2 separate regions of the Homo sapiens genome follow, and region 2 is linked to region 1. The links are chromatin loops, found by intact Hi-C in ENCODE. Cell type or tissue: lower leg skin. All regions are shown on one strand. Each heading gives the region's core, and the rest is flanking DNA. Links, peaks and the distances in the headings are about the cores only. Region 1 has its middle 54 kb from the start of PAX7. Region 2 has its middle 8.5 kb from the start of IGSF21.

Evidence for each region. Peaks named below come from ENCODE experiments on the same cell type or tissue, not always from the same donor. Only the 100,000 strongest peaks of a DNase experiment are listed, where the experiment ranks them.
Region 2: a loop joins it to region 1, with 3 times the contacts of the local background. A loop is called at or near these places in 4 of 110 quality-filtered maps.

What each region holds. Positions count from the first base shown.
Region 1 is chr1:18,568,791-18,585,183 of GRCh38, reverse strand. No RefSeq gene overlaps it. Among named protein-coding and RNA genes, the nearest start is that of PAX7, 54 kb to the left of the region's middle. RefSeq lists enhancers at 8,876-9,453, 9,454-10,032, 12,808-13,307. In lower leg skin, for the core only: no CTCF peak of the experiment used is centred there; a DNase peak (open chromatin) is centred at 9,421.
Region 2 is chr1:18,091,147-18,107,539 of GRCh38, reverse strand. No RefSeq gene overlaps it. Among named protein-coding and RNA genes, the nearest start is that of IGSF21, 8.5 kb to the left of the region's middle. RefSeq lists an enhancer at 8,094-8,616. In lower leg skin, for the core only: CTCF peaks have their summits at 3,356 and 6,864 (motif pointing right); a DNase peak (open chromatin) is centred at 6,852.

The DNA.
Region 1 (16,393 bases), core at 4,994-12,993:
GCCCAGCCTCACCACACTCTTCTGAAGTGGTTGTACCATTTTTCATTCCCAGAAGAAGAGTCCTGTTTCCGTGCCAACACTTGGCATCTCACTGTGTTTGTGACTGGCATTTCTCTAATGACTAATGAGGTTGAGCATCTTTTCATGTGCTTACTTGCCATCCACATATTCTCCTTGGCGCAGCATCTGTTAAACCTTTTGCCTGTTACAGATGGAATGTCAGGCTATTTTTAGGTTCCAGCAGATGGTGCTGCAGGATCTAAGACTTCCTTCCGCGTTGATGCTGCCATTTCTCTCCCTATGGCAACAACCTTTCCACATTGCTCTTGCCACACCCCCTACCCCCAGTGGATCAGTCAGATCTACAGAAGGTTGATCTCAGTGCCTTCTGAAGATCCCTCCTAGCCTTCCATTCCAGGGCGCTATAACCTCAGCTCCCATTCTGGCCCTGACTCTCACTGTGTGATGCTGAGCAAGTTGTGTCACCCCTCTCTGAGCCTTAGCTGCTATTTGTAATACAGAGATATTGGATTGGGCCATGACTTAGGACCTTCCCAGCTTCGCCACTTACCAGCTGTGTGACCTTGGGCAAGTTACTTAACCTCTCTGTGCTTCAGTGCCCTCATTTGGACATGGGGATGATAACATGGTAGCAGCTGGCACATAGGGTTGCTGTGAAGACCTGATGAAATGATACAGGTGGAGCCCTTAGAACAGAGCCGGCACATAGTATATACTCAGTAAAACCTCGGCTCTTCTTGGACAGTCTAAGATCTATCTCTCAACTGCTCAACTACCCACCTTTGTACAAGCTGCAGTTTGTTCCGTTTTGAACTTTTGCACGGGCTTTCCTTCCTCAAATTGCTCACTCTCATACTTTCAGTCTGTCCATAATTTTCTTTGCTTTAAATGTACTGTAATGTTTGCCTCCTCCATGCAGCCAGTCATGATAAACTCCAAACCCTTGTCAAACCCTTCCTGCACATGGGCCAGACTTCATTTTCTGGGCATTGATTTGCCTTTGTCTCTTTGTGGCTTTGTTTTAATGCTGTTTTCATCTTGGTGTCACTCTTCCTTCTGAGACTGAAGCCTCCAAAAGCAGAAGCTTGGCTTCCCCCATTTGACCTGGGGATCCCTGAAGGCAGAGGCTGGGTCTCTTCCATCAGACTGGAGGCTCTTGAAGGGAAGGGGCCAGGCCAGCGTATCGCATCAAAGATTGGCCCAGAGGCTTGCAAACCCTGCTCCTGACAGCATGTGCAGAGCTTGTGCTGTACCATCACCCTGGACCCCAGGGGAGACCTGGCCAGAACCACACCCACACCCTGGCTCCGCCCCTCTCTGCAGGCCAGCTTTTGGCCAGAGTGGGTCAGCCCAGGGCTCCCAAGGCTCCCAGAGGAGCCTGGGCCATGGCTGGGAGTGGAGGCGGCTTTGACAGAGGGCCATGGAGCCAGCTATTAAATGTTTTCTGATGCCAGGAACAAATCTGTGTATTGACCTGAGGCCAGAAGAATGATGTCACTCTGAAAGAGCAATGGCTCCCCGGAGAGTGTCTAAATGGGTCAATGCATCTCTGTAAAGGCGGCTAAGTGGGTGGCCTGGGTTGCAGGGATGGGTTGAGCCAGAACCCCAGGGACCCAGCTCAGCTCACCATGGGCTGGGCAGTGCCAGGCAGGCAGCGCCTGGGCCCCTACTTCTTTGGACAGAAAAGTCTCACACCCACAGACAGCGGGAGTAGACTAAAATGGACAGCCTTGGAATCCCGTGACTGAGGCCAGATGTGGATTCACATTCCAGGGACAACCTTGGGACAGTCAGATTGGGAGCATTGTTACTGGAAAGCACATTGGAGATAGTTCCAGGCTGCTTTGCTACTTACCAGCATTGTGGCTTTGGACAAATTGCTAAACCTCTCAGAGCTTGTTTCCACATCTGTAAAGTGGGGATAACTCCAGTGTCTACTTTAAAGCGTGGATATGAGGAGCAATACATGTTAGCTATTAATACCATTATTGTGCAGCATTCTTATTTTACAGACGAGGAGACCAAGATTCAGAGAGGTGCAGTGACCTGCCCAAAGTTGCCCAGCAAGCTAGTGCTAAGACAGGCTGTGCTCCCAGATCTCCCGGTTCTAAGTCCATGGAGATGAGAGTTGGGACTCTGCTGAGAGATGGCTGAATGTAGCAGGAGAGCACAGCCACCGGGCCTGGGTGCAAATCCTGGCTCTGCCAAGCTGTGTGACTTTGGAAAAATAACTGGAAATCCCCCAAATTCGATTTTCTTGATATAAAAATGGGGTTCTTGATGGCAAAACCGCAAAGTTACAAGAGTAAAAAGGAAATAGACCCAAAGAACCTGGTCGTGCTGGGGATATGGGTGGGTGGGTTAGGCTGGAGCTGAGGCAAGGAAGGCAAAGGAAGGAGGCCACACAGGCAGAATGCCCACACTGGCCACAGGCAGGAAGCCAAGTTCGAAGGCCAGGAACTCATGGGAAGGGCTCCCTTCTGCCCTGGGGTTCTCGGAAATGCTGGTTCTTCAGCCCAGAACACTTTCCTTCCCTCTTCACCTAGTTAATGTTTTGCTCTTCCTTCAGCTCTCAGCTCAAGCACCACCTCCTTCAGGAAGCCCTCCCTGACTTCCCCATCCAGGTCAAGTCCCCTTATCGTGGGCTCATCCAGTGGTCTTTACTTCCTAATAGGAAATCAGCTTTATAATTCAATAGCATTGATGAGTCATCATTGTATATTTATTTTTGTGATTCTTTGATTAATATCTGGCACCACTACTGGGCTGCAAGTTGGGTGAGGACAGGGGTGGCGTCTGCCTCTCTCTTTCCATAAAGAAGGCTCTCAGCCTCTGTAAACTCACCCAAGGAAGAGGGAACACACTCATGAATGAGCTTGTTGCCTAAAGTGTAGTGGAGAAGCGATTTTACGTGGCACATGAATACAATTTTTGAAGGTATATACTTAGTGTTTATTGGTAGCAGGACAAAATGCGACCAGCACATCATACTTGGGATTTTGCAGACATTATTGCCCAGGATGAGGCTAGCTAAAACAAGTGAGTTGATTTAAAGAAAAATATACCGAGTAAATAATAGTTCAGGCCAGGTGTGGTGGCTCGTGCCTGTAATCCCAGCAGTTTGGGAGTCCGAGGCAGGCAGATAACTTGAGGTCAGAAGTTTGAGACCAGCCTGACCAACATGGTGAAACCCCCATCTCTACTAAAAACACTAAAATTAGCCAGGCGTGGTGACATGAGCCTGTAATCCCAGCTACTCGGGAGGGTGAGGCAGAGAATCGCTTGAATCCAGGGGGTGGAGGTTACAGTGAGACAAGATCGCGCCACTGCACTCCAGCCTGGGTGACAGGGTGAGACTTTGTCTCAAAATAATAATAATAATAATAATAATAATAATAATAATAATAATAGTTCAGGTGGTTTTGTGTGCTGTCGTGACAACAAAATGAAGATGGCACGGGAGGGCCTGAGGTTTTTGGGGTGCAAGGCCCAGCCCTGTCCAAAGAGCTCTTGGGCGGAGGGCTGCAGGGCTGCGGAAGGACGCGAGGTGGCGCCAGCGTCCCACCAGACGCAGGTGTGGGCCGGATCGCGCCTTCCGGTACCCTGGATGCCTGCGCCCCTCAGGACATCCCTCCAGGGACCTTGGGGTGAGCTCTTGAGGAGAGGGAGCTACACTGCTTCGCTGGAGGTGGCCCAGGAGCAGGAACAGAAGCCTTACCAGAGCTTGGGAGTGGAGGTGGGCACCTGCCCAGCCTCTTCTCCAGCCACAGCAGATATGCCTGGTCGCTCTTCCACAGGGGCTGAAAGATGGAGCCTGGACACAGAGACCCCCTGCCCTGCAGTGAGTGGGGACCCTCAGGGGAAAGCCAGCTAGACCAAGCCAGAAGGTGTAGTGGGTTCTGGTTGGATACACGTGAGTTCAAAGCCTGGTTCTGCCATTAAACAGCTGTGTGACCTTGGGCAAGTTGCTTAACTTTTCTGTGCCTCACATCCCTCACTTGCACATCAGGAAAAAGAATACACATCTCATCAAACGGTGGGTGGGTCAGGTGAATTGATACGAGCTTGGAACCGAGCCTGATGCAGAGAGCATTCCCTAACGTCAGGATACGCAGTGAATTTTGTCGAATGAATGGTGAAGGAGAGATGGTGGAGGGAGCACAGGTGGTGCCTCTGGGTTCTGTCCAGATGGCAGTGTGTCCCCAGGATACACGTGCCAGAGTCATGCCAGGGATCAGGGCAGGATCCCATCTGGATGGCACACATTGGCACACACCTATTGGTGCCCACGTGATGCCATTTATCCATCTGTGCAAACCAGGAACCACACACTGAGGGCTGGGGCACTCACGTGGCCTCAGAGGGTGGGGGTTTAGGGGATCAACTCAGGAGCCAGACTCCCGGGGCTCTGATCTTACCAGCCAGGTGACCTTGAGTGAGTCCTTCCAGTCCCGTGGGCTTTAGTTTGTCCACTTTTAAGATGGGGGCCGTGCCACTGACCTTGTGGGGATGCTGTGATGACTAAAGGTTGTGTCAGGCACACAGTACATTCCCATCAGATATAAACTTCCTTCATCCTTTACTATACCCCCTGCCCCAGGGGGCTTCCTTAAAGAGTGAGGACAGTGGGGACAGAGCCATGAGGCAGCCATGGGAAGTGGGTGCCTGGTCCTGGGCAGACTCCTAGTGAGGAGATGGGGAGGGGCACAGGAGTCCTGTTATGCCCGAGCTCAGGGACACCCCAGCAGCCCAGTACCTCTTCCCCCAGGAAAGCCCATTCATCGTCGGCTAAAGGAGGCAGGGATGTGTGGCCATGACCATGGCGTTTTATGAGTTTATAAACTGCTGAGGACACGGCTGCTCTGAGCTCCAGGCTGTTAATGGACCATCAATTCATGCTCCAGCTGGTTTTATGGGGTGCTGGGCAGGCAGGTGTTGGCCCCTGACTGCCCCTGCCTGAGGCCCCAGGCTTGTCTCTGGCGGCTTTTGGAAGCCAGCGGTGCTACTCATGGCAGAGCTCTGCCTGGCTGCCATGCCCCTGAGCCAGTGGGAGGAGAAAGACAAGTTCTCAGCCTCAGTTGACTCAACTCTAAAATGGGAATAGGCTGGGTGTGGTGGCTCACACCTGTAATCCCAACACTTTGGGAGGCTGAGGTGAGCAGATTGCTTGAACCCAGGAGTTTGAGACCAGCCTGGGCAACATGGAAAAACCCCAACTCTACAAAAATTACAAAACTTAGCCAGGTGTGGTGGCATGTGCCTGTAGCCCCAGCTACTCGGGAGGCTGAGGTGGGAGGATCACTTGAGCCCAGGAGGTGGAGGTTTCAGTGAGCTGATACTGCACCACTGCACTCCAGCCTGGGCAACAGAGTGAGACCCTGTCTCAGAAAAAATAAAAATAAAAATAAAAATAAAAATAAAATAAAATAAAATACAATGGGAATAATCATGCCCACCTCTCGGAGGGGCCAGGAAGCTGAAATAAAGTCACATCCAGTCCATCAGGGAGTCCTGGTTGGTGCCTGATATGGTTTGGCTGTGTCCCCACCCAAATCTCATCTTGAATTGTAGTTCCCATAATCCTCACTTGTCATGGGAGGGGCCTGGTAGGAGGTAAATGAATCATGGGGGCGGTTACCCCATGCCGTTCTCGTGGTAGTGAGTGAGTTCTCACGAGATCTGATGGTTTTATAAAGGGCCTTTCCCCCTTTACTCAGCACTTCTCCTTCCTGTTGCCATGTAAGGAAGGATGTGTTTGCTTCTTCTTCTGCCATGATTGTAAGTTTTCTGAGGCCTCCCCAGCCCTGCGGAACTGTGAGTTAATTAAACTTCTTTCCTTTATAAATTACCCAGTCTCGGGCAGTCCTTCATAGCAGCCTGAGAACGGACTAATACAGGGCCCTACCTTCAGAATACATCCTGGCTCTGATCTCTTCTACCCGCCTCCACTGGGCCACCCTGCTCTGAGTTATCATCCTCTCACACCTGGACTCTAGGCAGCCTCCTCACTGCTCCCATCCCTGCCCCCTACAAGTCTCCACGCAGCAGCCAGAGGAAGTTATTTAAAATTTTTTTTTTTTTTGAGATGGAGTCTCGCTCTGTCACCCAGGCTGGAGTGCAGTGGCATGATCTCTGCTCACTGCAAGCTCCACCTCCCAGGTTCATGCCTCCTGCTTCAGCCTCCTGAGTAGCTGGGGCTACAGGCGCCCACCACCACGCCCGGCTAATTTTTTTGTATTTTTAGTAGAGACGGGGTTTCACCGTGTTAACTAGGATGGTCGCGATCTCCTGACTTTGTGATCCGCCTGCCTCAGCCTCCCAAAGTGCTGGGATTACAGGCATGAGCCACCGCGCCCGGGCTTTTTAAATTTTTTTTTGGAGATAGGGTCTCACTCTGCGGCCCAGGCTAGAGTAAAGTGATGTGATCATGGCTGATTGACCTCCCTGAGCTCAGGTGATCCTCCCACCTCACCCTCCTGAGTAGCTGGGACCACAGGTGCACACCACTACACCTGGCTAATTTTGTATTTTTTTTGTAAAGACAGGGTCTCGCTATGTTGTCCAGGTTGGTCTTGAACTCCTGAGCTCTAGCAATTTGCCCACCTCGGCCTCCCACAGTGCTGGGATTACAGGCGTGAGCCACTGTGCCAGCTTCAGAGAGAGCATTGAAAAATATGAGTCAGATCCTGTTGTCCCTCTGCTCAGCACTCTGCAGCAAGCCCCAGAGTAAAGCCAGAGTTTTTCTGGGCCTCGTCTCCTGCTACTTCCACTTTGTTCCAGCCCCTCTGGCCTTCTCGCTGTTCTGGAACGGGACAGCCTCTTCCTGCCCCAGGGTCTTTCCACAGGCTAAACCTTCCTCACATGCCTGCTTGGCTCATCCCCTTACCTCCTTTAGGTCTTTGCTCAAAATCATCTCTCAGTGGGGTCCACTCTGAGCACCTGATGAAAACTGAGATTCTCTCAGCAGGATCAATCCCTTTTCCCCATGCAGTTTGTCTTTTTCTATTGCCCTTACCACCTATTACATAATTTACTTATTTATTATGATTTAATTTTCTTTCTTTCCCTGAGAGAAAAATCAGCTCTGCACAGTCATGGAGCTTTGTGTTTGTCACTACTATCTCCCAAGTGCCCAGAAAAACACCTGGCATATAGTAGGTGCTCAATAAATGTTTGCTGACGGCACATATGGAAAGGTCCCAGAGTTCTGCCTGGGACATCTAGGCATTTGAGATGTGGTAGCAGCTGTCATTACAAATCCTGAGAGGTTCTGTTTTTGTTTTTGTTTTGATGGAGTCTCACTCTGTCTCCCAGCCCGGACTGCAGTGGCATGATCTGAGCTCACTGCAGCCTCTGCCTCCCAGGCTCAAGTGATTCTCCCACCTCCTGAGTAGCTGGGATGACAGGCCTGTGGCAGCATGCCCTACTGATTTTTGTATTTTTAGTAGAGACGGGGTTTCACCATGTTGGCCAGGCTGGTCTCAAACTCCTGGCCTCAAGTTGTCCATGATGAAAGGTTCCTGTGTATTTCAAATGGCCTGTGCAGGTGACCATCTGGCAAAGCCATCAGTGATAAAGAAAAGCCAGGCCACGGCAGAGGCCCTAGCCAGGCCCATATCCCAAGGGCTGTTGACTGACAGCTCAACCCTTCTCCAGAGGCTGGAAGTGGTTCAGAGCTGGGAACAGAGAGAAAAGCAAGGTCCAGAGAATGGGGGAGTCCCCTCTGTGGGTGAGAACATCATGCTCAGCCCACTCGCCATGGAGCTGGAGGGCAGGACACCTGCGTCCATGAAGGCCTAAGAGCAGCCCCACTGTTCAGTCCATACCAGACTCTGCCCTGGATACTGGTACCCTGGGATGAGCGTGCAGAGAAGGTCTTGGAGGAGCTTTGGAAGGGCTTCCTGTGTTCAGTCATCTATCTGTTATTCGGAGCACAGAAAGGCTAAATGACTTGTCCACCTTTATGTGCCTAGGAATTAAAGGGGTCTGCCTGGGTCTAGGCCTGTCTGATTCCAAAGGTTGTTCTCATCTTGTTTGTGTAGGTGCGGGAACCAGCACAGTGTATGGCCCCAGGGGGTGGGGGTTCAGGAGATTTTTGTGAAAGACCAATAATTGGAGAATGTGGGCTGTTCAAATGTGTCTTTGTCCTTGTCCAGGCCTTCTCAGAAAGACAAGTGGGGGCAATGGATCAGGGACAACTTTCTGAGGCCGGTGGGCTCTGGTGAGCTCAAATGTGGGGGAAGGAAGCCCCAGATGCTAAAAAGCTGACTCTGTCTTCCACATGTTCAGGGAGTTTTGCCCAGAAGTGAAGACGGGGTGGAAACTCACTCGTCTGTGCTGGTCCTTGTGGGGGAGGGCTGAAGGGAGGGCTGAAGAGAGAGCGAAGAGAGCTTTCTACATTTCATCTCCACTGCTGAGGGTCCTGCCCGCTTTGGAAGGCACCACTTTCCTGGGCCCAGAGAGGCTCAGCTAGTTTTCTGTGGTCACAAAGCATAATGTTGGTGATGATGGTGATGATGATTATGGTGGTGATGGTGGCGATGAGAGTGTTGATGATGATGGCAGTGGTGGTGACAGTGATGACCTGGTGAAAATGACCTGTTTGTTTACTGTGTGCTTATTATGTGGATCTTTTTCTTTTTTGTGAGATAGGGGCTTGCTCTGTCACCCAGGCTGGAGCACAGCAGGGCATTCACAGCTCACTTGCAGCCTCAACTTCCTGGGCTCAAGTGATCCTCCCACCTCAGCCTCCTGAGTAGCTGGGACTACAGGTGTGCACCACCATACCCAGCTATTTTTTTAAAAATTTTTTTATAGAGATAGAGTCTCACTATGTTGCCCAGGCGGGTCTCAAACTCCTGGGTTCAGGTGATCCGCCTGTCTTGGCCTCCCAAAGTGCTGGGATTACAGGCGTGAGCCACCACACCTGGGCTTGAGGCAGGTCTCCTAAGGCCCAGCCTTAAAACTCACACAGCACCACTCCTGCTGCATTCTACTTGTCAAACAAAACCAAGGGTAGGCCAGATTCGGGGGTGGGGGGGGAGGCGCGGAAATAGACGGCACCTTGGTGTGGGAGGACAGCTGAGGATAATTTCTTGCCTTTTACCGTCCACCATAGCCGGGACTGGAGCCTCAGTCTGAGTCCAAAGACCCCCAGAGGTGTGCTCCTGACCCCACACTGACTGGCTTCCACTTTCTCCCCAGCGTCTCTTTCAGGTTTGTGTTTGTGGGGAGGAGTTAGGGGAGGAGGCCAAGCTTGTTTCTGTGGCCTCTCACCTCGGCTTCCCGCTCCCTCATTCCTGCATATTTTTGTCGTACTCCAGGGCTCAGCCCCTGGACCAGCTGTCAGCTCAGTCAGGGACCTGGTGCTGGAAGAACAACACAGATGGCCACTGGGGGCCAGCAGAGTCAAGGCCTGGGCGAATCCGTCCCAAGGAGCTGGGTCCCTGGTTGGGCTGGGGGCTGCCCTAGGCAAGACGGAGCTGGGGGTCGGGTTGGCCAGATGTCACTCACTCCCAACCCCTTCATCCAGAGCTTGGTGCTGTTTTTACCCTCTTATGCAGTGAGTCCGTGGGGGCGAGGGGACTTGAGTGCCAGTCTTGTCTCTGTGTGACCTTGGGTAAGTCACCCTCCCGTGCCTCCTGGGGCTCAGTTTCCCCATTTGCACAGGGAGCTGGTGGATTGGTTAGTTTCTGGGGAGGCAAGGCTGCCTGGTGCCTCCCGACTTCTAGTCCTCTGTTCTGTCTGTGGGACCTGCAGGCTCCTTTTCATGAGCAGAAAGGGCTCCGTGGCTTAAAATGAGGTTCCCCCTTGACAGCCCCTGCTGGGCCCGGGTAGCCCTGCTCTGGAGGACAGAGCCCCTCCTGAGCCAGCTGGGCTGCGAAAACCTGTGTGCTCCCCTGGTAGGACGAGAGGTCCTGGATTTAAGCAGAGGCTTCTCTCTTCTCTCCTTCCCTCTACCCAGGAGACCCCTCCAGCTCCTAGAGGAGATCCCAGGTCTCAGCTGCTGCCCACCTGGTGAGGCCTCAGAACCGATGAGGGGACATGGGCAGGGAGGGACTGAGCCAACAACACCCTCATCCTGGCTTCGGTTTTCAATTTTTTCTTTTTTAAGAGACGGATCTTGCTCTGTTGCCCAGGCTGGAGTGCAGTGGCACAATCATGGCTCACTGCAGCCTCCAACTCCTGGACTCAAGTGATCCTCACACCTTAGCCTCCTGAGTAGCTGGGACTATAGGCATATGCCACCACGCTCAGCTAATTTTTAAAATTTTTGGTAGAGACAGGGTCTCACTGTGTTGCCCAGTCTGGTCTCCAACTCTTGGCCTCAAGCAATCCTCCTGCCTCTGCCCTCCAAAGCACTGAGGTTACAGGTGTGCACCACTGCACACGGCCAGAATTTTTTTTTTTTTTTTTTTTAAGTAACAAAAACAAGATGGGATTGTGGGCAGGGCGATTTGACCCAGCTTAATAGGCTTGGGAACTTGTTCTGGCTGCCAGGGTGGGTTCCAGGCCCTGCGGCTCCCTGAGGCTCCCCACAACTCTGTCCTGTTACACTTGTCACATGGCCTTGTGGTCTGGGAGTGTTCTGCAGTAGTGTCTGAATCCACTCTGTGTCCCCGGGCCCCAGTTTGGCTCCTTTCGGGCAGCTCAGTAGTGGTGACTAGCATTCACATATGTGCCCAGCACCACGGTAGGTCCTTCTTGACCCCTTCTCCTTGGAGAAACTCCATGGGGGAGATGCCTTTACTGTCCCCATTTGCAGATGGGTAAACTGAGGCCCAGAGGCCTAGACACATTGCAGAGAGTCATGCTCTTAGTAGGTGGCAGAGACAGGATTGGAACCCAGGTCCACACTGCTAATCACTTTACTGCTTCCCAGTGAGCAGAAATTGAGTCAATGAATGGCTTCCCTAGACCCGGGTCTCAGAGTCTTGCCAAGGCTGGACTCAGGGCAGTGGTGGTGGAGAGTCCTGGCCCAAGTGGGACCTGGGTCGAAGTAGTGGTTTTGTCAGCTGCCATTCAACATCTCTGTTGGACACCGAGCTCAGGGGGCAGGGTGGACACCCATCGTATTTCTTGCTGCATCTTTGTGCCTGCTGGATGAGCAAGCCCAGTGAGAGTTTGTTGACTGACCATATGATTGACTGAGTGAGACCAGAGTGGCCCTGTCACCTCTCTGGGATTTTGGTGCTGGCTGTTCATGGTGGCTCTGGACCCAGAGCCTCTTCGAAACATTAAAACCCTCTTTCATGATTGATTGTTCAATTGACTAGTTGATTTATTCATTTATTCAACAAATATTTATTGAGTGCCTCCTCTGTGCGGGGAATATGCAGCAAACTAAAGAGACAAGGTCCCTGCCCTTGAGGCTCACACCTTAAGGGAGGGAGACAAAGAAAGAAACAAACAGATCATCGTGGATTGCAGGAGACGTGAACAGAGGGATGAGATAAGGAGCCACTGGGGCGGCGGCTACTCTTAGGGGTGCACTATGAGCTGAGACCTCAAATTATGACACTGCTGAACAAAGGCCAGAGGCTTTGGGCTTCAGGTAGAGGGAACGGTTGGTGCAAACATCCTGAGGCAGCAATAGCTTGGTGTGTTGGAAACAGAGGAAGGAGGCCCGTGTGGCTGAGATGGAATGAGGAGACGTGGTGGGGGTCTCCCAGGGGACAGATAAGGGTGGCTTGACTAGGGTGGGGGCTGAAGAAATAGAGAGATGTGACAGACATGAGCCACCATGCCCGGTGGCTCATGCAAGAAATACAGAGGAAGTGAAACCACACATTTGCGGGCACAGTCTCTCCCTGCTGCAGGGCTTCCCAAAGAGGAAGACATGAGGGAGGGCTCCCTGGAAGAGGAGGGCTTCCTCTAGGCTGGAAGGACTGGGGGGTCTTGGAGCACAGCGGGAGCAGAGAGGCAATCCTTGGAACAACATGGGTGTGTGTGGGTGAGGAGGACGAGGAAATACAGGGATGAGCGAGGCGGAACTGTGCAGAGGTTTAAATGGGCATTGATGCCAGCCACACTTGCCAGCTCTGTAGCCTTAGGCGAGTTAGCTGACCTTGCTGAGCCTCAGTTTTCTCATCTGCAAAATGAAGCATGCAGATCCCTCTTGCAAAGGGTGTGTCAGGACTGAATGAGATTATATGCATAAAGCCGGGTACAGGGGTTGAGAACTCCGATCCTCCTCATCATGGTGGGGTCCTTGTTTCAGCTCCATTCCATTCCAGTCCTCAACAGTGTGCCTTGGTTTCTCTGCAGAATGGGGAGGGTAGGGCCTGAGCCCACTGGACAGTGAGCACCCCTCCAAAGACCTTAGATGATGGAGTGGCTGGGGTCAGGACCAGTGTTGTAACTGCTCCCCCTGTCTCTTCTGGGTGTTCTCCTATTCCCACTCCAGCTGCCACCTGGAGGGACCAGTTTGCAGCAGAGCTTCCGACAGTGTCACTCAGAGAATCCTCCCAGAGGCCAGGACATTGTGTAAGCCAGCCAGTGATATTTGCATTGTCATTTGCATTTCATTTGCATGCACCAGTTTAGACTGCACTGTCCCTTCTAAAGCAGGGTTCCCAAGAGGCAGCCTGCATGGAGAATAATACAAGGCTTGCAGTTCCCAGGTCCTGGGTTCGTATGCTCTTCCCTTGAGCTTTGGTCCCCTCACCTATAAATGGGAATAACCTGGCCTCCTTCACAGAGGCCCTCTCTTGTTCAGCAAATATTGATTGAGTTTCTGCCATGAGGTAGGTGGGGATGAGTGACCTGGGGACCCACTGTGACAGGGCAGGCCCTGGGCCCTGCCCTCATGGAGCTTACCTGCAGTGGGAAGACAAAAAATAAGTCGACTAATTTCTACGTAAGAGAACCACGGCTTACAAGGTGTGCAGGAAGGAAAGAAGCAGAGCGTGATGAATGAGTGAGCAAGTCTGACCTCAGCCACACACGCTCCTGATTCCTCTGTCCCCAGAGCAGGTGGGCAGCAGGTGGCTGGGCTCACTGACCTGGCAACCAACAAGGAGCTGATCCCTGTCCACTGTGTCCTGCCAGAGGCATCGAGGTGGGATGAACAGCTCAGTCCCTGTCTCTGCGGTCTTGAGATATCTGCCCTCCAGACCTGGGCCAGAAGTAAGGGTGGTCAGTCTGAGCAGCAGGGCAGGACTTGACTCAAGGATGTGGATGGGCGACGCAAGACACTTGCAGGCTCTATCAGCCAGCGGGAGCGATTTGCCGGAACCCTTGTCTTTCAAGGTTCAGAGAGAAATAAAAATGGAGGACGGGATGGTGGGGGAGTTTTCCTCTTGCTCCCTTCCTCATGCCAGTGGCTGGGGTCGCAGAAGCCCTCATCCGTCATCTTGCCACCCTAGCAGGTGCAGGTTGTGGAAGTGATAGGAGGGCCAGGTCCCACTGTGACCAGAGGTGGGCTGGGGGTGTCTGCGGGGCTTAAGGGGAGGGATGAGAGAGCACACAGCACTGACCTTTAAGCGTCTGTCAGCTTCTCCCCACCTGTGCCTCACAGCCACTCCCAGGCACCCGCGGCCTCTCGCCGGCATTCACTCACCCGTTCATTCATTATCAGTGGCACAAAGAACTCATCAGCTATTTATTTATTTATGACATGGGGACAGTGTTGTAGGGTGTGTCTCGCTATGTTGCCCAGATTGGTTTCGAACTCCTGGACTCAAGGGATCCTCCCTCTTGGTCTCCTGAATAGCTGGGACTGCAGTCATGTGCCACCACGGCCCCTGCATTTGTTAAACAGGGGTCCAATCAGTGCCTATCTCTCCATTTGAATGGATCACGGGGTTGTTGAGAATGCAAAACCAGTGAGTGAGTTACACACAAAGTCACTTGCTACGGGGTCTGGGGGCTCCAGGAAGTTTTAGAAAATTTGCTCCTCCTCATCCCTGATTCCCATCCCTCCTAGACAACCATTTGAATGTCTAAGATTTATCCTTTTGTGGGTCCACGTTCTTGCCAAAGGCAGGCTGCTATTTCTCATGTACATACTTTTTTTGTTTTTTTCTTTTAGTTTTTGTCTTTTTAATTTTATGTTTTAATGGTTGAAATAAAATAATGGTCCATATTCATGGGGTCCAAAGTGATGTTTCAATACCTATAATGCACAGTGAACAGATCAGGGTAATTAGCATATCCAGTATCTCAAACATTACACTGTGTAATCGTTTTGGTACACATTTTATTGAAGAATAACATACAGACAGAAAGGTGTACAGGTCCCCCAAATACAACTTGAGGACTTTTTCCAGAGTGGACTCAGCCCCCAGCTTGTGACCAGCACCCAGTAACCTGGCCATGCCTCATTCTGGTATATTACGTGTGTTTTTATTTTATTTTTTTTTGAGACAAGGTCTCACTTTCTCAACTGGAGTGCAGTGGCACAATCACAGCTCACTGCAGCCTCAACCTCCCAGGCTCAAGCAATTCTCCCACCTCAGCTTACACAGTAGCTGGGACTACAGGCATGTGCCACCATGCCCAGCTAAGTTTTGCATTTTTTGGTAGAGACGGGGTTTTCTCATGTTGCCCAGGCTGGTCTCGAACTCCTGAGCTCAAGCAATCCATCTACCTTGGCCTCCCAAAGTGCTGGGATTACAGGCATGAGCCACTGCACCCAGCCAACATGTATGTTTAATGTCCCAGCCGTGGCTGAGTTAAGGCTCCTGTTCTGTTCCTCACCTTGGTCTCCATGTACTACGTTTTCAGGTACATCTGGGTTGCTGTTCAGAAGACACATATCACCTGCCGTGGAGTCCTTGGCTTGCCCTGTGTCTGCCATATGCCACCTCCCCACTCCCTCTAGGCCGGCTTTGGCACCTTGACCAGGCCAGGCCTGGTCGGTGCCGGTGCTCTTGCCTGTGCCGTCCCCCAGCCTCATGATGGTTCACCCCTTTTCTCGAACCACCTCCTTTCCCCAGTCTTCCTGGTGCCAACCTGCTCCTCATCATCTCGTTGTTTCTTTTCTTAATAGCACTTATTCTACTCTGAATTCCCTTGATTAGCAATCTACCTCTCTCATTATTGTCTGTCCCCTTCACCTGGAGGTAAGGGCAAGGCTGCGGCTTCCGTCTTCACTGCTGCATCCCCAATGCCCAGGAGAGGGCCTGCGCCTGGTAGAAGCTCTGTAAATATTTGCTAAGTGAAAGACCCACGCGCAGCAAGCTGCCCTCAGCTGCATGCTCCAGTCCACATTGCTGCCGATGCGGTTCTCAGTGGGTCTTTTTCTTTATATAGCTCACAGGCTCCCCAAGGCCTGAGCCAGGGACATCGCCAGCTCCTGCTCCATCCCCAGATCGGCGGACCTGCCTCACAGGTGTTTCACTAACCTTGTTCTGAACCAGACATGCCAGAGAGAAATGCATTTTAAAACCATGTGCAATTTAAAGAGAATTTAATCTGCATGTCTGGGATTCATTAACACGTAGATCATCAAATTAGGGTTTGCTCACAGCTGTTTGACATTCGAAGGGCCTTCTGAGTATCTTTAATAAGTGCCTTTAAATATTATTTTTCCTTTTAATCTCAGGGCTGGGTGTTGAGCATGCTGTTCTTGGAATGGGAACGTGACACAAGTGACCTGGGGATGGTGGATCCATTCCTGCAAGAGTGTGGCAGGCTTGGAGAGCTTGGCACGGAGCCATCCCCACTCTCCTGCCCTGTCCCCGTCATTGGCAGGCACCGGCCCCAAGCTGGCCAGAGCCGTGTGTTCAAAATGGCTGTTGAGAGAGGCAGTGCTCTTCTCCCAGGCACATGAGCCCGGGAGGATGCAGGCCTGGAACATCTTGTCAGCATATGGAGCCTGAGAATGAGCCCAAATAGGAAAGCAAAGTTCGGGAGGTGTAGAGATGCTGGTGACATTGACGATGGCTGGACCTAGCCATGACTGGATTAGCCTTGTTAGGAGATAAATTGTGTCCTACCCCCTCCAACTTCTTATGTTGAAGCCCTAACCCCCAGAATCTCAGAATGTGACTTTATTTAGATATAGGCTCATTTGCAGATGTAATTCGTTAAGATGAGGTCATATTGGAATGGGCGGGCCCCTAATTCAATATGACATGTGTCCTTATAAAAGGGGGACATTCGGACGCACAGACATACATAGGGGGAAGATGACGTGAAGAAAGATGATGGATGACTACAAGCCAAGGAGAGAGGCCTGGAACAGATCCCTCTCTCACAGCCCGCAGAGGGAACCAACCCTGTTGACACCTTGACCTTGGCCTGCTACCCTCCAGAACTGTGAGACAATAACTATCTGTTCTTTATGCCCCTAGTCCATAGTTGTTTGTTATAGCAGTTCTAGGAAACCAATACAAACCCTCTTTGAACTTTTTAGTTATGAGAACCA
Region 2 (16,393 bases), core at 1,971-9,970, 470 kb after region 1:
TCAAAACTGGCTTGCTGCCTCCAGCTTCTTAACCCTTACCCAGGTGACCCAACACCCCGCCCTGGAAGCTATGCTCCATCGGATCCGCCTTTACCTAGCCCCTCCTATCCCCGGGATTACCATCGCCCTCCCCGCTACTCAGCCTGATGAAAGGAGGCAGCCTCCCTCCCGAGAGGGAAAGATGCCATCCTGGGAGCAGGGCAGGCAGGGTGTGGCTCTGGAGTTCTGACCTTGCCAACGATGAATGCCCTCATTGGGCAAGATTAAGGGGTTTCCATGTTCTGAAACTTCCCCAATTACGGCTGCTCCTTCCCCCAGGGACCCACGGAAATGGGGTGTGTTCTGTCTTTTTCCCATGTGCTAGGATCCAGCCAGGAAGGGTGAGGAACTGATTGTTTCCTCCTGGCAGAGACCAAGTTTCCACCTTTTTGCCAGACCTGACAGCTTTTCTTCCCAGGTCCGAGAAGAACAGGTTTGGGACTTGTATGTTACCATTACTCTCCCACCAACACACACGCGAGCACACACACACACACACACACACACACACACACACCATTGAGCCTCAGCCCTGGCGGTGGACTTTGAGGCCTCCTGCGAGGATGAAGGGGAGGGGTACTCTAGCCCTTGGAGTGGACTGGGGATGTGGTTAGATGAGGAAGTTCAGGAGATAGAATTTCACCATTGGTAGGGACCCAGAAGATTGGCAAAGCCCAGAAAAACCAGCACGACCAGGGGCAAAACCTGCTCAGAACTCAGGTGGGTCCCTTTACCCAGGCCTTCTATGGAGAATCTCCAGCTTCCCTAGCTCTGGCAGGTTGCTGAGTCAGGCTGTTGCATCGTTTACCTACATGGGCAATGGGTCTATAGCCAGTTCCATCTCCAGCAGCCCTCTGAGAGGAGTGTAGGGAGTGGGGTGGGCAATGGGTGGTTGCTGGGCTGCCTCTGGGTGAGCTTTGTGCAGAGATGTCCATGAAAGTGAACTGCTCCCTCCTCCTGCCCTCTGGAACCTCACCCCATCGCCTCCCAAGGCAGCTCTGCGGCTCAGCTTGCTCACCCACCCCAGAAGGAGCGATTTGCATTTATGAAGATCTGAAAGCATACGTTCACCTGACAGGCTTTAGAATGATCCTCTCAGTAAAATAATAATAATGATCATAATAAACCCTTATAAATAGGTGTTTGATTACAGTTTGTCCCTAAGTGGGATTTTTTTTTTTTTTTTTTTTTTTTTTTTTTGTGAATCAGACTAATTGGTTCCAGGTTGATTGGACTGCATATGGCTTGAACACTTGATGAACACTGGAGTCTTAGGTCCTTTCTTCTCCCTTTGGCTGCTGTTCTTTGCTCCCTCTCACTCGCATCCACCCAGGTCTCCCCTTCTCCAGGCTGCTGAGGGTCAGCTTGAGGTCACCTCTCCCCCTCACCTTCTTCTCAGGCTGCAGGGCACAGTCCCTTACTGCCTCCTCCCTGGCCCTCCCTCCCCACTCTGACCCAAGAAAAAGTCAACAAACCCAAAAGTCCATCCCAGGTTCTAAATCCTCTGTGGAAGGGGCTCCCTGGCTGGGGAACAGCATCAGGTTCATGCGGTTCCTTGTGCTGGTCTGAGTTGTGCAGGGAAATGCCAAGCATCGCTGTGTGGGCATTCCTACTCTCTGGCCCCAGCTGCAAATCGGCGTGCAGCTAGGCAGGTGGACAGCATCAGTTCCTCAGGTGAACCCTGAATTGGTGGGGCTTCCTGGCTGCGCTCCCTGCAGCCCAGCCCTTGGAGATGAGGGCCAGGGAGCAGGTGGGATTCCAGGGCCCCTTAGTGATGTTTCTTCCCAGCCATGGTTCACACCAGCTAGAAAAGAGAGCCAGCAGAAGGAGCTAGAGAATGGCATCTGAGGATATGCTAGTGAGGAGGAAAGCAGGCCTAACAGCCAAGGGAGGGTTGCTTCCTAGGACCAAGGATTGGGGCTGGTGTGTTGGAGATCTCCTTCAGCCCCAAGACTTCTGAATCACCTCAATTCTCTTTAACATCACCCTGTATTATAATTATTATTATGCCTAGCCAGTGCCTGACACATAGTGGATCCTCAATAAATACCAGTTGGATGAATGCGTGAATGAATGAATGAATGAATGAATGAATGAGGGTAGGTCATTCAGTCTTATCCACTCTGTTCCTCAGCTCCTTGCACAAGTCTGGCACTTGGTAGGCGTCCTGTGGCAGTGAACCTCCTTGGAGCGCCAGGATCACATATTCTGACTGGGCCCATCAGAGAGGAGGTGTCTGCTCAGGTGCGCAGTTTGGTTTTGCCCAAAGGGGCCTGGCTGTGATGTGCATGTCTATGGCCATATGGTAACCATAGTGGTTAATACGGCTGCCTTCACAGGCCCCTCCAGGGAAGCCCACTCCTCCAGCTCCTGTTTCATAAGATATAGCTTTAAAGCCTTTCCTTTGTCCCAGAGAAAGACATCTCTGGAGCACTGAGAAGCACAGTTAGCAGAGGGCACAGGGTGGGGTGCCTTAGCCAAAGGAAAAGGTCACGCGGGACAGCCCTGGGGCTTTTAATTTGCTTAACATCCCTTGGCTCCTGTCTCCTAATGGATCGGCAGGGCCTCCACTTTGCAGTCCTGGCACTCAGACCCATGAGTCACGGCAGGACAGGCCTCTTCCTCGGACACTGGCTGAGCTGGAGTCCTTGGCGGAGGTGTGGCTGTTTGCCCCCAGCCTCCCTCTGTTCATGGTGCTGAGTTAGGCTCTCCCAACAGAGTGCACTACAGCACAAAGCAAACTTCTACTCCGCGGACCCCAGGGAATAGCCCCAGAGGTCAAAGGGCCCCTCTGTGACCTCTAGTCCCCACCCTCCCTGCCAGGAAAGGGGAGGGACGCAGCACATGACTGCCTACCCCAACCTGGCTCCCAAGGGAATGGGCTCTGCTGGTTTGCAGCAGGACACCCAGTGAGGTTCAATAATAAGAGTCTGAAGCACTTATGAAAGTGCCTCTTTGTGCCGGGTGCTGTGAAAGTATTTAATGTATATAAATTCATTGACACCACACAATAATGTATGAGGTGGGTCCCATCATTAGTCCTGTCTTACAGTTGGGAAAGCTGAGGCACAGAGAAGTTAAGCAACTTTCTCAGTACAATACAGCTATGAATAGGACCAGATTCCAACCTAGGAAGAGCTCAAGAACCAGAGTTCCCAAACACCTTACCTAGACACAGTACACCACACATACACACAGGCACACACATACAAGTGTACACACACACACACAAGTGTACACAGACACACACAAGTGTACACACATACAGCCACACACATAAGTGTCCACACACCAACACAGGCACAAGCAGAAGTGTACACACACAAACACAGGCACACACAAGCATACACACATACACACAGGCACACACACATGCCCACAAATGCCCACACACAGGCACACACACACAAATGTCCACACACACAGGCACACACATGTGTACACACACACATGTCCACATGCACATACAGGAACACACACACAAATGCCCACACACACACACACAGGGGCGCACACACACACACCCAGGCACACACACACAGACACGTGTCCTCACACACAGGCACGCACACACACGTGTCCACACACACATACAGGAACATACAACACGTGTCCACACACATACAGGAACACACAACACGTGTCCACACACATATATAGGAACACACACACACGTGTCCACACACACATACAGGAACACACACAGATGTCCACACACACATACAGGAACGCTCACATACAGGAACACACGCACACGTGTCCGCACACACATACAGGAACACACACACATGTCCACACACACAGGAACACACACACGTGTCCACACACATATACACAGACACACATCTTGGAAGCCAGTATTTGTATATAAAAACTCATGAATCCAGTGCGTTCCACCTCTCTTATCTCATTTAATCCTCCTGTAAGTCCTCTGTGGCAATTTCATTTATGTCTGGTTTACAGATAAGGAAACTGAGTCTCAGAGAAATGAAAATAATTACCCAAGGTGGCCAGGGTAGAGGATACTGGATTCTGGGGACAGGGATCTAGCGTGGACTTCCCCAGGCAGGCCCTGCCCCAGGGGTCCACATTTCTCTCCCTCTCTATCCTCCTCTCTCCCTCTCTCATCAACCCACTCCTGCAGTCCTCCGGCTTTCCTATCCTGCATTCTGCCTCTCTGTGCTGGGAATTAAACCTCCACCAGCCTCCATCGCAGTCAGGACAGAGCTTTTTATTGTTTGTTTAAATTAAATGCAACCGAAAGTGACATCTTAACACCAGTGACCCAAATTGATATGGAGTCAGCCACTTGGAATTAAGTCCAATGCTCCATCCTTAATGAACCTCAGCCCCACCTGGACTCTCAAGTTCCATCACATCTTCCCGGTAGAAGATGTCAGCAGGTGTGCGTGGGAATCTCGAGCTGTGGGCTGGGGAAGGGGCCTCAGCATTATGGGACCAGAGAAAAGGGATGGACCCAGGAGGACCATTGCTCCCCAAACTGGGTCTCACTGACCATTTGTTTTGCAGGTTTGTAATAAACATTTCTTGCAAGAGAGTTTCATGGCTAAATATATTCAAGAAGTGCTACAAACTCAGCTGTTCTCCACTTAGAAGTTTATAGTTCACGTGAGCCTATGAAAGGTTATGAGAAGTCCTGCAGTTTTTTGTGTTTGGCTTGTCTATGTTCATTTTCCAGTTTTATTTTGTTGAAGTCCACACTTGTTTGGCCTCAGAACCCTCTTTCCATTAATATCTATTAACATCGTGTGAGCAAGAGCTCTGGGAATCACAGGGTGGAAAATGCCGCTCTGGCCCTGAACAAGCCTCCTGATCTCTTCCTCGATATCATAGCAGTAGAAATAGTAATAATAATAACAACAACTACTGCCAATTGATGCCATTTATTGAGAGCTTACTATGTGCCAAGTGCTATACTTTGCTTGTACTATTCATTGAATTCTTTCCAGAATCTTGTAGGTCATTTCTGTGTTTAGACCATGGAATAAACAAGAATAATGAGACACTTAGAAATGCAAGCCCTGGCCTAAGGGCATAGAGTCAATAAGAGGTGAAGCTGGCATTTGAACCCAGATGATCTCTTCTAACTAGTCCCTGCTTCCAGACCCAGCCTCCCCAGTTCATCCACCCTGCTGCCGTTGGAGAGACCTTTCTCCTGCACGGTTCTCACCATGTCTGTACCTCAACTCCTCTGCTCTCTGTTTTCACAGCACTCCCTATTGTTGAAGGTCCAAGCTCTTTAGTATGCCCCTTTGGCTGCATCCTAAGCCCCCTCTGGTTTTGTCCCTCCTTCCCCTGCTCTCACTCACCTCATGCTCTGGATCATTCTATGTCCCTCCAACACTAGGGGTTTTGTTGCGTCTCTGCCTTTGCTGGTGCTGTTCTTCCTGTCTGATAGCCATCTCCCCTTCTCCAACCAACAATTCCCATTCATACATTAAGGCCAAGGTTGATAGTCACATCTGTTGGGAAGCCTTTCTTTCGCCTCCCTCAGAGTCAGGCGTAACTCACCTTTCCGATCACAGGCCAGCACCTATAACATTGTTTTATGGATCTGTGGGAATGTGACCAACATAAGGGTAGGGAACACAGCTGATTCATCTCTTTATTGACTGTGTCTGGCAGGTGGTAGGTGCTTAAGAAAGTGACTGTTGGATAAATGCAAGGAAGGAAGTTGGTTATGAGAATTACTGGGTGGGTGGATGAATGGATGGGTGGATGGATGTGAGAATGATTGTATGGATGGATATGGGAATCATTGGATGAATGGATGGATGGATGGGTGAGTGGGCAGATGAGTAATGGTAGGTGGGTGGGTGGGTTGACAGAAGGATTAGAGAAAGGATTGTTGGGTGGATAAGGGCATGGATGGAGGCATGGATAGATGAACCGAGGTTAGAAAGCATCAGCAAGATTTTTACTTTTTCCTGTATCGCTGCACTTGCTAAGTGTGAGACACATGGACCAACAGATATTAGTCATAGTTAGAACGTGCCAACAGATGTAGTCAAGTGTACCGGCTTAATGCATGGGCTCCAGAGTTGGCCTGCCTAGGCTCAAATCCCAGCTTCAGCACTCAAAAAAAAAATGACGGTTGGAAGGGAGGAAGGAAGGAAGAAAGGAAGAAAGGAAGGAAGGAAAGAGGGAAGGGGGTAGGTAGGGAGGGAGTTGCGAAGAAGGGAAGGAAGAAAGGAAGGAAGGAAGGGAGGAAAGAGGAAGGGAGGGGAGGGAGGGGAGGGAGAAGAAGGAGGGAGGGAGGGAGGAAGGAAGGAAAGAAAGGAGGAACTTCTGTAAGAACTTGTGCAAATTATTTAACGTTCCTGTGTTTCCATTTCCTCATCTGTAAAATGGGACTGGGTCTAAGAGTACCAACCTCATCAAGCTGTGTTGATTTATTAAGACAATGCTTCAAATGACATAAGCACCCAATAAACATTAGCTGTAACAACTCTTACTGAAAGCCAAGGCAGCCATACGATGCTGTAATTATCCCACACTGTGGCTCCTTCTTTTTGTCCTTAGCTTCCTGCATTCTTAAGTGGAGAGAGGTGGATAAAGACTCCCAGGGTCAAGATCTCAAGGGACTCAGATGTTGGCCATGACTCCAAATCAAAGAAAAAAGCCAATGGGAACAGAACCTGTGATTTGTTTTTCCTCTGTGGCATTTTCCAGCATTAGTCAGTCCATTCCTGGCTCTGGACTCTTGTCTCCACGATTGTCAAGACGGGGCTGGGATCTTCTGAGGTCACCCTTGGAGCGGCCTCTTTCCTCCTTTCCTGGACAAGCTGCAATATCACACATTGACAACAGGTGGCGCCATCGAATACATGATTTGTTCCGTTTTTACAACCTTTCAAGTTCAAGGGCCTATCTATATTCCGTAAAACCGAATCAGCTTCCTGTTTTACGAGTTCTTTAGGCTTTATTATATTTGCAGTGAGGCAGGCTATTACAAAACACAAATCCTTAAGCTCCTTAATTAGCCACAATTGTAGGATGGGTCCATAATACTATAGATGAGACCCAAAGCAAGACTGTCGGCTCCCTGCACTCTTGGAGGGGCATTTTGTCCCTCCTGCATAACGCAGCAATGCTCTCTTCGGTCGGTTCACGCATGTGTCTTGCCTCCCCAGGTAATAGTCCATGCTTTGGGAAGTCTGGGCCCATTTCACTTTGTTCCTTATTATCTTCCACACCTCCCCTCTCTGGCCTGGGTCACGTGGTTCTGGAGGAACCCGGAGCAAAGAAGGAAGGTCCGGCTAACCAGGCTCGTCACTCAGTTGGGAATGAAGAGGTATTTGTTACAAAAGGCCTCTGATTAATTACAAACGCCATCCGGCGAAGCCTGACAATTTCCTCAGCCTATTTTCCCTCTTGAGTTTCTAGGCCCTGAAACATTGTAGAAAATCCCCATTTGATTTATAAGATAGGGAAGTGATTTCATTTCTCTGGGCTTCACAGTTTTCATTTGTAAGAGGCAAAGGCTGGGCTGGCTTTCCGAGGCCCCTGAAAACCTATGGCTTGTCTGGGCACAAATCCACCTCCGCTTTCCTTCTCTTCATCTCTTCCTTCCTGTGCCACTATGGAAGCGATTACTCTGCACCTGGCACTGAGCTAGGACTTGGGAGACTGGCTTTCTGGAGGAGGTGAGACCTAAAGCTCTGAAGGATGCCCAAGTTAGCCAGGGAAAGAAAAGCTTTGGGGGCAGAGCTGCATGTGCAATGCCTTACAAAAGCATGCAGCAGAGATTGCCTTCCAGGAGAGAGCAGGTGGTCCAGGAAGGCTGGAACTAGGTGGTGTAGGGGGAGGAGGCTGTGAGGTTAAGCAGGATTATTGTAAACCACACAGGGCTGATGAAGGACAGTGCAGGAACAATGAAAACTGCATTGAACAAATGAGTGAGATGCACATGCCAGTTTGAGATTTGGTGACTCTCGACATTAGATCCTTCTGTACCGACCAGTTCCTTCTCAGCCCCAGAAGATGCTTCGTCATCCTTGGAGCCCTGACATCTCCACCAAGGTGCTCTTTTTCTTCCTCCTTTCTCTCTGTACTACTGATTGAAGACGAAGCAATCCCATACCCCTGCCGGTCACCTAACACTATCTCCCCTCCCTGACTTCCTTGTGTTGACTTCCACCCATGCTCAGCCTCCTGTCCTGCTCTCCATTGACCCTGGCAAGAGGATGATCCTACAAGGAGGCAATTGATGAATCAGACTGGAATGTTTCCCTGGAATGAAAGGCTATTGGGAGGCACATAGGGAAAATCACTTACCTTTCAAAGCTATCTTTTCCTGAAAAGAGTGCTAATGGACTGCTAGCACTGGGAACATAGAGGCATTGTTCATGCTTTTAATGACTTCAAAGGAAGGTGCCTAGGCACTGGGGGCATGGCAGCTGAGAGGCATAGGCTCAGCCCAATCCCTAACAGCATTACACCAGGGTCCCTAAACAAGTGGTTCTAGTGGATCACTGCTACTGCTGAGGGTTCGAATAACACACATGTTTATTGGGCTTCTCTGGACCAGGCACTGAGCTGGGTACAAGGGACACAGAAGCAAAAGGACATGGTTTGTGCCCTGAGGAGCACACAGTTGGCAAGTGTTGGTACAGAATCAAGACCACCTGAGTGCCAACATCTCAGGGCAGACAGCCTGTCTCTGCTCACCAGATCTCGTTGCCAGCAGAGCTGTACCCACTGCCTGATCCACTTACTTTCTGCTTCCCAGATGCCTCTCTCAGGCTCCTTCCCTCCTGCTGTGTCCCCAGACCTCACCTCACTCAGGCCTCCACATAAAGGAAGGACAGTTGAGCCTCCCCAGAACTGACATCTGCTCAATTCCTTGGACCTCATTTTCTGTACAAAGCACCACCCTCAACTATCCACATCCAGGTTACCTGGGTATACCCAGGGTTACAAGCTGATCAGGTTAGCCCCCTTAAAATCCTTCACTGGCTCCTCAGGGCCTGTACACTAAAGCCAGCATTCCTGGAATGGTTTACAAGGGTCTTCAGCTCTATCCTGGGTTCACTTCTGCAGCTTTGTTCACATGTTCAGTTCTCAGAGTTCACGAAGCTCTCTCTCTTGATTGCAGACCTTTCTACATGCTGCCCCCTCTGCTGAGATAGCCATCCAAGCTCCCCTCCCTCTCCCATCTCCCCTACCCTGTCCCATGCACCCCACACACATCCTTTAAGCTGGCTAATTTCTGCTCCTGCTCCAGAGCTCAGCTTTCTTTGTCATAGTTCAGGAAGCCTACATTGGATGCCTTCTCTTGGCCTTTTCAGCCTCTGTGCTTGCACCAGGGGATTAAGACTATAGTGGTCAGATGGGCAAAGTACAGGGTGGGTGTATTAGTCCATTTTGTGTTTCTATAAAGGAATACCTGAGACTGGTAATTGATAAAGAAAGAGGTTTATTTGGCTCATGGTTTTGGGGGCTGTACAAGCATGGCACCAGCATATGCTCAGCTTCTGGTGAGGCTTCAGGAAGCTCTTACTCCTGGTGGAAGGTAGAGGGGGAGCAGGAGTGCCACATGGCAAGAGAGGGAGCAAGAGAAAGAGGAGGAGGTGTCAGGCTCTTCTTAACAATCAGATCTCACAGTAACCTCAAGAGGTAGACCTCACTCACTACTTCAGGGAGGGCACCAAACACCTCCTATTAGGCCCCACTTCCAACACTGAAGATCAATTCCAACAAGAGATTTGGAAGTGACAAATATCCAAAATATATCAGGGAAGAAGAAAGGAGAAGGGAAAGAGGGAGAGAGGAAAGAAGAAAGAAAGAAAGAAAGAAAGAAAGAAAGAAAGAAAGAAAGAAAGAAAGAAAGAAAGAAAGAGAGAAAGAGAGAGAGAGAGAGGGAGGGAGGGAGGGAGAAAGGGAGGGAGAGAGAAAGGGAGGGAGAAAGGAGGGAGATAGGGACTGGGGAGGAAGAGAGAAAGGGAAAGAAGGAAAGAAGGAAGGAAGGGAAGAAAGAAAGAGAGAAAGAAAGAGAGAGAGAGAAAGAAAGGAAAGAAAGAAAGAAAGAAAGAAAGGAGGGAGGGAGGGAAGAAGGAAGGAAGAAAGGAAGGAAAGAAAGAGGGAGAGAAGGAGGGAGGAAGGAAGAAAGGAAGGGAGGAAGGAAGGAAACAAGGAGGAAAGGAAGGAAGGAAGAAGGGAGGGAGGGAAAAGAGGACAGGCAGGAGCAGAAGTCTAAATGTACAGCAAGGCTCAGCACCAGAAATCAGAACAAAGTCAAGGAACCATTGAAAGGTTGCCATGGCCAGAAAAGAAGCTCAGCTTCTTCTGAGAATGGCACCTTTCTTAGCTACAGCCTTGACCGGACAGGAGCAAAGTTGCTGGTCCTCACTCCAAGAGGTCTTAACTCACGAACGCCTCCTGGGACCTTCCTTTAAAGGAAGAAATGGTGTTTGGTGGCACATTGGGTTTTGGAGGGCAGAAGGCTGGAGCCCACATACCTGCAGGCAGCTCCCAGGGAGTGGGGTTCAGGGGTCTGTAAAGAGATGGATGCTGAGGGGCCCGTGCACTCCTTTAGCTGGTACCGTCCTCCCTGGCAGGACCAGCTCTCCATCCCAGGGAGGCCAAGGGAGTCCCCGGTGCCCAGGGACCCACAGTCTTCCTGGCTCCTACTTCCACGTCCAGCACTTACTCGCCAAGATAATTAAATTCCACCTCCCTCCAGCTGCCCCCTTGCAATGTCAGGAGGGACACACGCCTCTCCTTGAGAGCCGCTCCTTGCCTCTGTTCCATAAGCCCCGTATTTCACACCCCGAGTGGCTGCATTTCAGCGGTGGGTGAAGTGGTTTTACTTTTATCGTGCACGCAGGCATATAAATATGTACGAGCAGCTCAGAAGAACTTTAGGGTCTCTCTGGAAGGAAGGCTCAGTATGAGTGTGAGGGAGCATGGTAATTAGTTCATCCAGGGCATGGGCTCTGCTGGGTACGAAGGTGCCTCTCCTGGCCTGGCAGCATCCCTGGCCCCATCTCCTGAGAATGATGTCTACCCTGATACACTCCTGAGAACAGGGTGAGGCCTTGGCAAACTTTCCATAACAAAGCTTAAAAACAAAACAAAAGCAAACAAAAGCACCCTGATCTGGGTTCCCACCTTAACTCAGCCACTTCCTGGCTCTGTGACCTTGGATGAGGTCCTTGCCCTCGCTGGGCCTTCGTATCTCTATCTACAAAGTGGAGTTAAATGTGCCTTCCCTGGAAGCCTCCCAGGTTTTTTTTCCTTAAGGAAGAAATATGACGAAGAATTTGTATATTACTCTGAGAACAGTAATATACAACTGGAAAAGGCCTATCATTATTCCTCCCCAGTCATTCATTTGGAGCAGGTGAGAGACAGTACAAGGCCGCATCTAGTAATGCAAACAATGGCTGCTCCAGGCATTGCAGGTTTCCTCACCTGTCTTAGAAAGGAGGACAGGAAATAGCATTCATTGACCTCCAGCTCCAGGGCTGGGTGCTTTACATAGATAATCACATTTGAACATGACAGTAAGGCAGTGCAAGGCATGTTATTACTGTTTACTGATGAGGAAAACTGAAGTTCAGAAAGGGTAAGGAATTAGTGCCAGGCCACAAGGCTATGGAGTGGTCCAGCCCAGGTTTGACGGCAGGTGAGGGTGACACTTCTCTAGCTGGCCTATAGAGTTGCTGTCTCAGGTGCCTGCTTTCCACAAGGGATGGTCTGTGTGCTCCAGTCAGAGGATGTGCCGTACTGTGCTGAGTCCCCCAGAGCAGCCCCACAGTGACGCTGGCTGAAGAGCAAACACATGGTCTGGAAGAAAGCTCATTAGGCCAATGCCCCCTCTGAAAGCTGCATCCCAGCAACCCAGGTCCAGCTTTCATCAGGATTAGGTTGTTGGGTTGGAACAGATAGAGGATGGTTTCCATCTGCCAGGTCCCCAGAGTCAGAGAGAGAGAGAGAGAGAGAGAGAGAGGAACCAAGGGCTTTGGTGAGTATGTGCCTGGGAAAAAGATGGATTTTAGGGCAATTACAGGTCTCTGATGGCCAAGGACAGGGGTTAGAGGATGCTGAGCTCTGGCCTCTCAGCTCTTGAACCCACACCCCAGGCTGTGGAAGATCAAGAAGAGATCTTTCTGCAAGGTTGAGTCACCCCAGGAGGCCAGCTGCATGACCCAGAGCCCCAGGGCTCAGAACTGGCTGCCTTTCTATCCCCAAAGGGCTGTCCCAGCCCCCAGGCCCTGGGTCAGGAGGCCCCAGCTGTATCTTGAAGGTCCAGTGGAGGTGCAGCCCATAAGAGCAGGTGCCAAGTTGAAGGGCCCAGTGACCAGGCTGGATTGGACAAGGAGATTGCCTGGGGCTTGCTGACATCAGCCTGCCAGAAGTGAGAACCCCAAATAACATGGTTGATAGGAGTTGACTGTGTCCCCACTCAGGTCTCATCTTGAATTGTAGCTCCCACAGTTTCCACGTGTCATGAGAGGGACCCAGTGGGAGGTAATTGAATCATGGGAACAGGTCTTTTCCATGTTGTTTTCATGATAGTGAATAAGTCTCATGAGATCTGATGGTTTTATAAAGGAGAGTTTCCCTGCACACGCTCTCTCTTTGCCTGCTGCCACATAAGAGATGCCTTTCGCCTTCCACCACGATTGTAAGGCCTCCCCAGCCACATGGAACTGTGAGTCCATTAGACCTCTTTTTCTTTATAAATTACCCAGTCTTGGGTCTTTTTCTTTATAAATTACCTAGTCTTCATCAACAGCATGAGAACAGACTAATACAATGGCAAAGGCAGAGGAAGAGCCTGTGAGGCTGGTGGTGGTCTTCAGCCCCAGCAGTGGGGACGTAAGAGAACTCCATACCAACTAGGTATAGCTTCCATATACGAAAACCATCTTTGTTTCTAAATGAAGAATTAAATGAGGCCATCAGAGGGCAGCCCCTCTGGGATGGAGCAGGGCTCAGAATACACAGAAACAGTTTGGCTGTTGTTGGATGGCGGAAACATGGTATTCCAGCTTGGTTGTTCTATGTTTATTTCCTTTCTATTTTATTTCTTTTTTTAGGAAAGCTGGAAGTAGCAGCTGAAGTCAGCTGTGATCAGTGGTTGTAAGAGGAAAGGTGTGTCCATAGTCAGGCCACTGACAAACAAGGGAGGGTTGCTGAGTCTGGCGGGAGAAGAAGTGAAAGCTGAAGGCAGTTAGGGAGGAGGTAGGGCTCAGAGGCCAAGGTCAGATCCCCCAGGGCCATTCCTACCTGCTCAGGTGTTCTTACCCAGAAGGCCTTCTCTCTTCCTCTCTCTCTTTTTCCCTTAAATGTTTAATTGTGGTAAAATACACAAACCATAAAATTCACTGTCTTAACAATGTTTAAGAGGACAGCTCAGTAGTGTTAAGCAGATTTCCATTGTTGGGAAACAGCTCTCCAGAACCCTATTATCTTGCAAAACGGAAACTCCATGCAGATTAAACAACTCCCCATTTCCCCTCTCCCCCAACCCCTGGCAACCATCTCTCCCCTTCCTGTTTTAGATACCTCATGTAACTAGTGTGACACAGTATTTGTCTTTAGGTGCCTGCCTTATTCACTTTGCATAATGTCCTCAAGTTTCATCCATGTTGTCACATGCATCAGACTTTCCTTCTTTTTGAAGGCTGAATAATATTCCACTGTATGGATAGACTACATTTTGCTTATCCACTCCTCAGCAGATGGACTCTTCATCCATGTTGTCACATGCGTCAGACTTTCCTTCTTTTTGAAGGCTGAATAATATTCCATTGTATGGCTACTCTACATTTTGCTTATCCACTCCTCAGCGGATGGACTCTTGGATTTTTTGGTTTTTGTGTATAATCCTGCTCTACACACATGGGGGTACAAATATCCCTTTGAAATCCTGCTTTGTTTTGAAATATATACCCAGAAATGAAATTGCTGGATCAGACAACTGCTCCTCTTTAAGGAGAGAGACCTGCCCTGCACCCCTGGCTGCCTCTGAAGCTGCCTCTGAGCCTGGTCAGAGAGGCTGAAATGCACACAGGAGCCTGGGAGGCAAAGAATTCCAGATTCCCCTCACTGGCTGCAGCGGATCAGGGAGGATTTCACAGCTCTCTGCCTGCAGGGGTCCTGCATCTGGCAGGCCTCACTATAGACACGGAGCAGAGCCACAGTTACCCAGTGGGGAAGAACAATGTCTAGAAACCTTGGAGAATGGCCCTTAAGGACAGATTGAGCTGTAGGAAAGAGGGACTCAAGTGCCCTGAGCAACAGCTAATGACTGCCACCAGGGAGCTGGAGACATTACTGGGGTAACTGAGCACACACAACCATGGTAGACAGTGGTAGACAGATGTTTGTTGACCAAATGAATCATGGCAGTTCCAACATCCTAAAATGAAAATTCCACCGGGCTCTTGTTCATATGATAGAAGCTCAGTGAATGAATGCATGAATTAGCATAAAATTGTACTGAGTTGCTTTTCTCTGTAAAGGAAGAATATCCAGAGAAGAGGAAAGGTCGAGGACATTCAGCAGACTCTCCCTAGACCCTACTTGGCATAAAGTAAATATCTTGGCAGGCAGGGTAAGGGAAGGGAGAGGGAGAAGGTGTGGTCCTGCCCAGAAGGGGCAGTGGGGACAGAGGAGAATGGGTTCACCCCAAGTGCATTAGAAGAAGATGAAGTATGAAGGAGTATCACAGGTTACCACTAAACCTGGAAAGGGCCTCACGTCTGCTTGACATCTCCTCGGGGCCAGAGGCTTTCTTATAAGGTGTTTCATTCAACGACTCTGAGAGTCAGAATTGTTCCTACTGAACAGATTCAGACACAGGGAGTCATATACTCATTTGCTCTGCAAATGGTAGAGCAGAGATATGGACCCAGGACTGACACCAACTTCCAAGTTCTTCCCTCTTCACCAAAGAGGCAGTCAGGGAGACTTCCTGGAGGAGGAGATGAATTGAGATGAGGATGCATTTTTTTGTCTTGCAGAGGAGAGAAAGGCTTTCCAGGTGGAGGGAAAACATCCCTGCCAAAGCCCTGAGATAGAAAAGAGCAAGGAGTGCTCAGGAATGCAGCAAATATTCCAGTTTGACCAGAGCATGGGGTGGATGGAAGGGAATGTTAAGAAATGGTTGGCTGGGTCCAGTCTGGAAGCTGAGCCCAAGCGTCCCTGATGCTACTGAGTAATGGGAAGCCACTGAGGGCTTCCAGGGTGGGAGGGACACGTTCAGGGCTATGTTTTCCCTGGCAGCTATGTCCTGAGTGTGTTGGAGGAGGTGAGTCATGGGCAAGGCAGGCAGCGGGGAGGCTACTGAAATCCTGCAGGAAAGGGGAAATTCATTTGTCCTACCATGTGCTGAGCCTAAGGGATATAGCTGTGACCTATTAGGCACCTCCATCCTCATAGAATTAATTAAACCAAAATGATTACAAGTTGTAATCTGGACCAGGAAATAGGTAAACAAGATGATGAGAATGGTAATAATGGGAGCATAGTGCAGTCAGGGAACGCTTCTCTGAAGAGGTGACAACTAAGCTAGATAAGAAGGATAAGGAGCCAGCACTGCAAAGAGCCAGGGGAAGAGCCCAGGCAGACAGAACAGAGCCAAGTCTTGGAGGGAGGAAGAGCTTCCATGTTTCAGGAACTGGCGGACCATGCCTGCGGCAAGGGAGGGCCTGGGATGTTTTTTAGGAGATGAGCTGGGAGAGGTGGCAGGGCCAAAGCCTGCAGGGTGGGAGTTGGGATTTTATTCCAGAACAACAGGAAGCTAGGAGAAGGCTTTAAGGAGAAGAATTACGTGCTCCAATTTGTGTTTTTGAAAGGCCTCTCTGGCTGCTTGAAAAATGGGAAGGAGGGGGGCTGGGTGGGGATGAGGACACCAGTCAAGGGACCACAGCAAGGGACAAGGAGAGAGATGAACGTGGCCTGAGCTGGGCAGCAGCCAGAGAGATGGCCCAGAGGAAGCTGGTAGAAGTTCATGGGCTCTGATTCCAGAAAGGAGGGGCCACGAGTGAGAGGCATCATTTGGAGAAATATTCTGTGTTTCAAAGGCAGGTGACAGCCAGGATAAAACACAGCAAAGTTTGACCCTGGCAGCAAATCCAATTTTCACACATCTCCTTCTGGATGAAATTTGCCTTCCCTCAGAGGGGGAGGTCAGTAGCAAAACACTGCAATGCAACCAGAGGCTTTTCTGAGTGGGGAAGGCTCTCCCCAGGGGGATTATTCTGGGCTCAGGGCTGCAATATTCTGTCTGGGTGCCCAGAGGGGGATAGAGGGGAGACGAAGCTCCTCTTTATCCAGCCCCTGCCCCAGGTACCCTCATTCTGATACACTGGACAAACAT